Regions from separate parts of the Homo sapiens genome. Here region 1 is linked to region 2. Evidence: read pairs that join two places in POLR2A ChIA-PET (ENCODE). Cell type or tissue: PC-3. All regions are shown on one strand. Links, peaks and the distances in the headings refer to the core of each region. The heading gives the core; the rest is flanking DNA.

Region 1 (2,814 bases), core at 290-2,789, 310 kb before region 2:
ACTTGCCTACTACAGCCACATCTGGATAAAAAGACTAGAAGAGTTCATACATTAAAGAGGCTTTGCTTATCTAGATGAAGATCGTAACAGACCAGTCCAAAGAAGATCCAGCTTGCCAAGAGTGACCATCCAAAGCATTCTTAGTTGAAAAGTGTTCCCCAAACCTGCCACCTATGCCACAACATCCATCTTGCTTTAAGTAAAGAAGATACAGAGCCCTGGATGTGGACCTGAAGTGGACTAGATTCCAGGGTTGATGGAATGAACCAAAAGATGTCAAGCAAGTCAAGTGTAGGTTGAAAGCAAACAATTATCTATGGCAAACTCCCAGTTCTACTGTTGTCCTATTAGGGGTTTATACCTCAATGTACTGCTTGAGCCTCAGAATCACTATGTCTAAAACTGCATCTATTATTTTGGCATAAATTTGTTCCTCTGCTGACTACTTTAAATGAGAAGCTGATCGTGTCACTTGTTTAGAATCAGTCATGGTTCCTCATTGCCTACTGCAAGTCAAATTAGCTACATATGATCAATAAGAACAACTCACATACACTGAGTATGGTTATATATCAGGAACTTTATGATATTTTATTCACTGATTTCCCCCTTTTTTTCTCCTGAGGATTTAAGATAGAGGCACTTGCCATGCATGATTGCATTTCATCCTCACGACAGCCCTGCAAAGTAGGGAACTGAAGTTTGGGGCAAGTCACATAGCTAGTGTGATGTGGAGTCAGGATTCCAACTTGCTATCCTTATCTGTTGCTTTTTATATTTTCTATCCTTATCTGATGCTCTTCCTCACCACTCATTCTTTTCCCAACATACCTAGCTCTTTCATGCCTCCAAGCTCTTCCATGACCTATCCCTGAAGCAGTTATATCCACTGCAGGATATGTCTCTGCAGGAATCTGCTGATCCTTTATGGCCCAGTTTAGCTGAAGTCTTACTGCTGTGGTGACTTCTCTAACATGCTCTGCAGAAGAGGCAAAGCATTTCTCATTTTTTTGGTGCATGTTCTCTAACATTTGTAGTCAGGTACTGGTGGCTTATCACTCCTAAGAAAAATTCGGCCCTAACAGTTACTCCACCAAACCAGGAACATCTCCATGTAAGAACTCTTTCTGATTCATTTTTCAAAACTCACAACAGCACTGCATCTGACTCAGAGTAGTCATGAATGAATGAATGAGACAACCTATTGATTGGGGGGAGGGAGGGGGCGCAGTAACAGTAGTTGAAAGAATTAGCCAATAGTAAAGTGCTCTGTAAAGATTGGCTAATAAGCAACTGTGGAAAAAGAAATTACAGAAGGTAGAAGTCAGAAATTAAAAGATCTAATCCCAGCCTTGTTGCTAACTGATCATATGGTCTTATTCAAATCACCAGAACACCCTTAACTCAAGTCACTTTTCCCAAAACAGGGCTTAAAATATTTGCTCTGCCTGGTTCACAGGCCTAGTTCTAAGGCCATCTGAGATAATACACAGGAAAGCCACAATGGCTTATACAAATGTAAGATACTATTCTAGGCACCTAGTTTAATCTTTGTATTGTGCTAAATGCTTTAATAATAATGAGCATTATTTTTTAAAACAATAAATAATGAAAAATAAACTCAAGAATTATCATGGCCAAGTGATTTTTATGGATTAAGCTGCTCTTACTGAATTGCTAAAACAATGCTGCCAAATCATTTTTGGAAATTTCAGAATCATTGGGCTCATGTTCTATGTTTCAGGATCAGATGCAGAAAGGTCAAAGAATGCCAGGCACAGTGGCTCATGACTCTAATCCTGGCACTTTGTGAGGCCAAGATCATTTGAGGCCAAGAGTTTGAGATCAGCCTGGGATCTCCTCATCTCTACAATTTTTTTTTTTTTTTTACTTAGCTAGGTGTGGTAGTGCACACCTGTAGTCACAGCTACTCTGGAGGATGAGGCAGGAAGACTGCTTGAACCCTTGTTCAAGGTTACAATGAGCTGCGATTGAACCACTGCACTGCAGCCTGGGTGATGGAGCAAGACCCTGTCTCTAACTGGAAAAAAAAAAAAAGGTCAAAGAAGGAAAAGTGAAACAGGGATCGTGTATAGAAAACATCTCTGAAATCAAATCACATTTGTTAACTGGGGCTTGGGATGGGAGAGGAAGGATGGACTGGAAATTGAGGAATTTAAGTAAATTTAAGAAACCCAGACTACACAAAGTTAAATAAGTTTCTTACTATAAGACTTCCCAGCATCTTTTTTTTTTTTTTTTTTGACAGAATTTCACTCTGTTGCCCAGGCTGGAATGCAGTGGCGTGATCTCGGCTCACTGCAACCTCCACCTCCTGGGTTCAAGCAATTCTCCCACCTCAGCCTCCCGAGTAGCTGAGATTACAGGTGCACGCTAATGTTTGTATATTTAGTAGAGATGGGGTTTCACCAAGTTGGCCAGGCTGGTCTCGAACTCCTGACCTCAAGTGATCTGCCTGCCTTGGCCTCCCAAAGTGCTGGGATTACAGGTACAAGCCACCTTGCCTAGCCTTCCCAGCATCTTTAATATGCTAACATGCATCCTGAATCCTCAAAAGGAGGACAGGTGTACAATTTGCAGTAGTATTCCAGTGAACCTTCCCTAGGCATATAAAATTGCAGTTCATAGATAGTTCTCTTCAAATGCTTTTTGGTAAACAACTGCCTGTTACTTTTTCAACAAATATTTGGGGTGGGAAAACCTTAAAAGTACCATTAAAGAGCAACACCCTACGATTGTAGAATGATTTCTGACTTGCCTTGTATTTGTTCTAGCAAGCAGATACTAATGAAC
Region 2 (2,814 bases), core at 13-2,512:
TTGTTGTTGCTGTCTCAGGGGTGGCAGAGGTGGAAGGGGAGGTAGGAGAGGCAGGCACACTCAGTGTGACTTTTACTGAAAAAAAGTCTGTATGTAAGTGGACCCATGCAGTTCAAACCCGTGTTGTTCAGGGGCCGACTGTGTATGTATAGATACGTACACACACACACACACACACACACACACACACACACAATTTTCTTCTCTGAACCATATGAGAGTAAGTTGCAGACATAAAGACCTTTTTGCCATTAAATACTTCTGTATTTATTTCCTTACATAACCATAGTAAAATTATCAAAATTACGAAGCTAACACTGATACAGTAGTTATTTAATTCACACGTTAGCACATTTACTAGTTGTTCCAATAGTGTCCTTTATAAGTAAAAAAAAATTATTTTTGGCTGGGTGCAGTGTCTCACGCCTGTAATCCCAGCACATTGGGAGGTCAAGATGGGCGGATTGCTTGAGCTCCAGAGTTCAAGACCAGCCTGGGCAACATGGCGAAACTCCGTCTCTACAAAAAATACAAAAATTAGCTGGGTGCGGTGGCACATGCCTGTCGTTCCAGCTACTTGGTAGTCTAAGGTGGGAAGATCACCTGAGCCCAGGAAGGTTGAGGCTGCAGTGAGCCGTGATTGTGCTTCTGCACTCCAGCCTGGGCAACAGAGTGAGACCCCGTCTCCCCGTCAACAAATTTTTTTTTCCCCTGTCCAGGGTTCAGTTTAGGATCCCACATTGCATTTAACCGATGTGTCTCTTTATAGTTGTATAATCTGGAACAAGTCTTTTTTTTTTTTTTTAATTTTAATCTTTTAAGACCTTGACTTTTTTGAGAAGTACAGAATATTTATTTTTTTTAGAATGTCTTCAATTTGGGTTACTTTGATATTTCCTCATAATTAAATTTTGATTATGCTTTTTTGGCAGGAATACAAAGGAAGTGATGTGTCCTTCTCAGGAGACACTTGTCTCTTTATTTATTTGTCTCTTTACTGGTGGTGACATCCTTGATGACTTGGTTATTGGTGTCTTGCCAAGTTTCTCCACTGAAGTAACTGTTCCTTTTTTTAAGTGTCTTTAGGGGAGGTACTTCGAGTGTCAGTAAATATCCCATTCTCAAACTCTCACTTGCTAGTTTTGGCATCCAGTGATCTTTGCCTGAAACATTTATTACTAGGTGGTTGCCAAATGGTGTTTCTCTAATGTATCACTCCTTCTATGTTTATTTGTTGCCATCCTGCTCTGAGGAAGGGTTTTCCCTCCCCTGCCATTTATTTATCCATGTATTTATTTTAAACCTGGACCTGTAGATTCCTATTTTATTCTCTGGATGAAATCCTTTACTATCATTTATTTTCATGTTCAAATTGTTCCAGATTTGGCTCATGAGTGGCTGGATATGTTTGGAGTACAGTGTACTGATGGATTGGATGAGGGGTTTGAGAGAAAGAGGTGTAAAGGACTTTGTAGTTTTTGGCCTGAGCAACTGGAGAGAGAGAGCGACCATTCGCTGAGGTGGGAAGCACTGTTGGAGGAGAAGGTTGGGAGGATACATTAAGAGTTCAGTTTTGGACAAGTTCAGTTTGAGAACCCTATTGAGCATTTATGTGCAGATGTTTAACTGATGGTTGATTATATATATAAGCCTGGAATTCAGAGGAAAGTCTTAGCTGGAGAGCATCTTGGAAATCTTCAGACTGAATATATGGCATTTAAGGCCTCATGCTAAATGGTGTTATCTATAAAGGGGAGGCAGAGGTGGAAGGGGAGGTGGGAGAGGCAGGCACACTCAGTGTGACTTAGAGAAAAGGGAGGGGTCTGAGGACTGAGCCCTGGGTGCTCCAATGTTTAGAGCTTAGGAAATTGAAGATCCTACCAATGGGCTGAGAAGCTGCAGCCAGATTGGTAAAAGGAAAGTGATGTATGTTGAAGCCAAGGGGAGACAGTATTGCATGGAAGAGAGAGTAATCAACTTTGGCAGATGCTGCTGATAGGTCAGCTAAGAAAGAGACTGAAAATGACCCTTGGATTTAGCAACATGGAGGCCATTGGTACCAGTGAGAGCTGTTGCAGTGGAGAGGTGGGGTAGGCGCCTGACTGGAGCATATTCAAGAACAAATAGGAGCTGGGAGCACAGAAACTGGAGAAAGTTCAAGTAGCTCTTTCAAGGAGCTTTGCTCTAAAGAAGAAAGTCTATTAGTTGTGTTCAAGCGAGAGATTATGGTTCTCTACCTCTGCTAGAGCCGTATCCCGCTGTTAAAGAAAAAAAAAATCAGTGACACTAGTTAAAGCACAGTGAGGAAGATTTTATTCAAGGTGGGGGGTAGTATTACAATAGGCATAGGGACCACTGTGATGGAATTTTGCAGTGGGGAAGAGAGATTGGGCCCAACTCTTGAGTACAACATGGGCTACTGGGAATTTGTAGCCAAGCAGTAGGGTGGGAGTCAGTGGATGGAAAATTTCTAAGAGGAAACATGAGGGGCAAGGGGGCATTCTGTCTGCACTGACCTAAGGGGATTCTTACTGAAGACAGACCAGGGTGGTCAGACATCACCTGGGGGATGGATGGTGGAGGATGAAGAACTCGATTAGATATCGAGGGTGATTTGATATCAAGCATAGGGGATTCTTGCTAAGCTGACTTATCAGAGTTCTTGCTGAAGCTGGATTTTACAAAGATGTGCGCAGATGGGCCTAGGAGGGGGTTCAGGAGACTGAAATTTGGCCAAGCAGGCCGGGTGCGGTGGCTCACGCCTGTAATCCCAGCACTTTGGGAGGCCAAGGCGGGCGGATCACGAGGTCAGGA

Evidence for each region. ChIA-PET counts read pairs that join two places held together with the same protein. Peaks named below come from ENCODE experiments on the same cell type or tissue, not always from the same donor. Only the 100,000 strongest peaks of a DNase experiment are listed, where the experiment ranks them.
Region 1: POLR2A ChIA-PET joins it to region 2 with 5 read pairs; 2 of 35 experiments call an interaction of 5 or more read pairs at or near these places.

Annotation. Positions count from the first base shown.
Region 1 is chr12:27,293,955-27,296,768 of GRCh38, reverse strand. The region is part of intron 1 of STK38L (serine/threonine kinase 38 like); the gene reads right to left. Among named protein-coding and RNA genes, the nearest start is that of BMAL2, 37 kb to the left of the region's middle. In PC-3, for the core only: no CTCF peak of the experiment used is centred there; no DNase peak of the experiment used is centred there.
Region 2 is chr12:26,986,054-26,988,867 of GRCh38, reverse strand. The region is part of intron 6 of TM7SF3 (transmembrane 7 superfamily member 3); the gene reads left to right. Among named protein-coding and RNA genes, the nearest start is that of TM7SF3, 27 kb to the left of the region's middle. In PC-3, for the core only: no CTCF peak of the experiment used is centred there; a DNase peak (open chromatin) is centred at 1,037.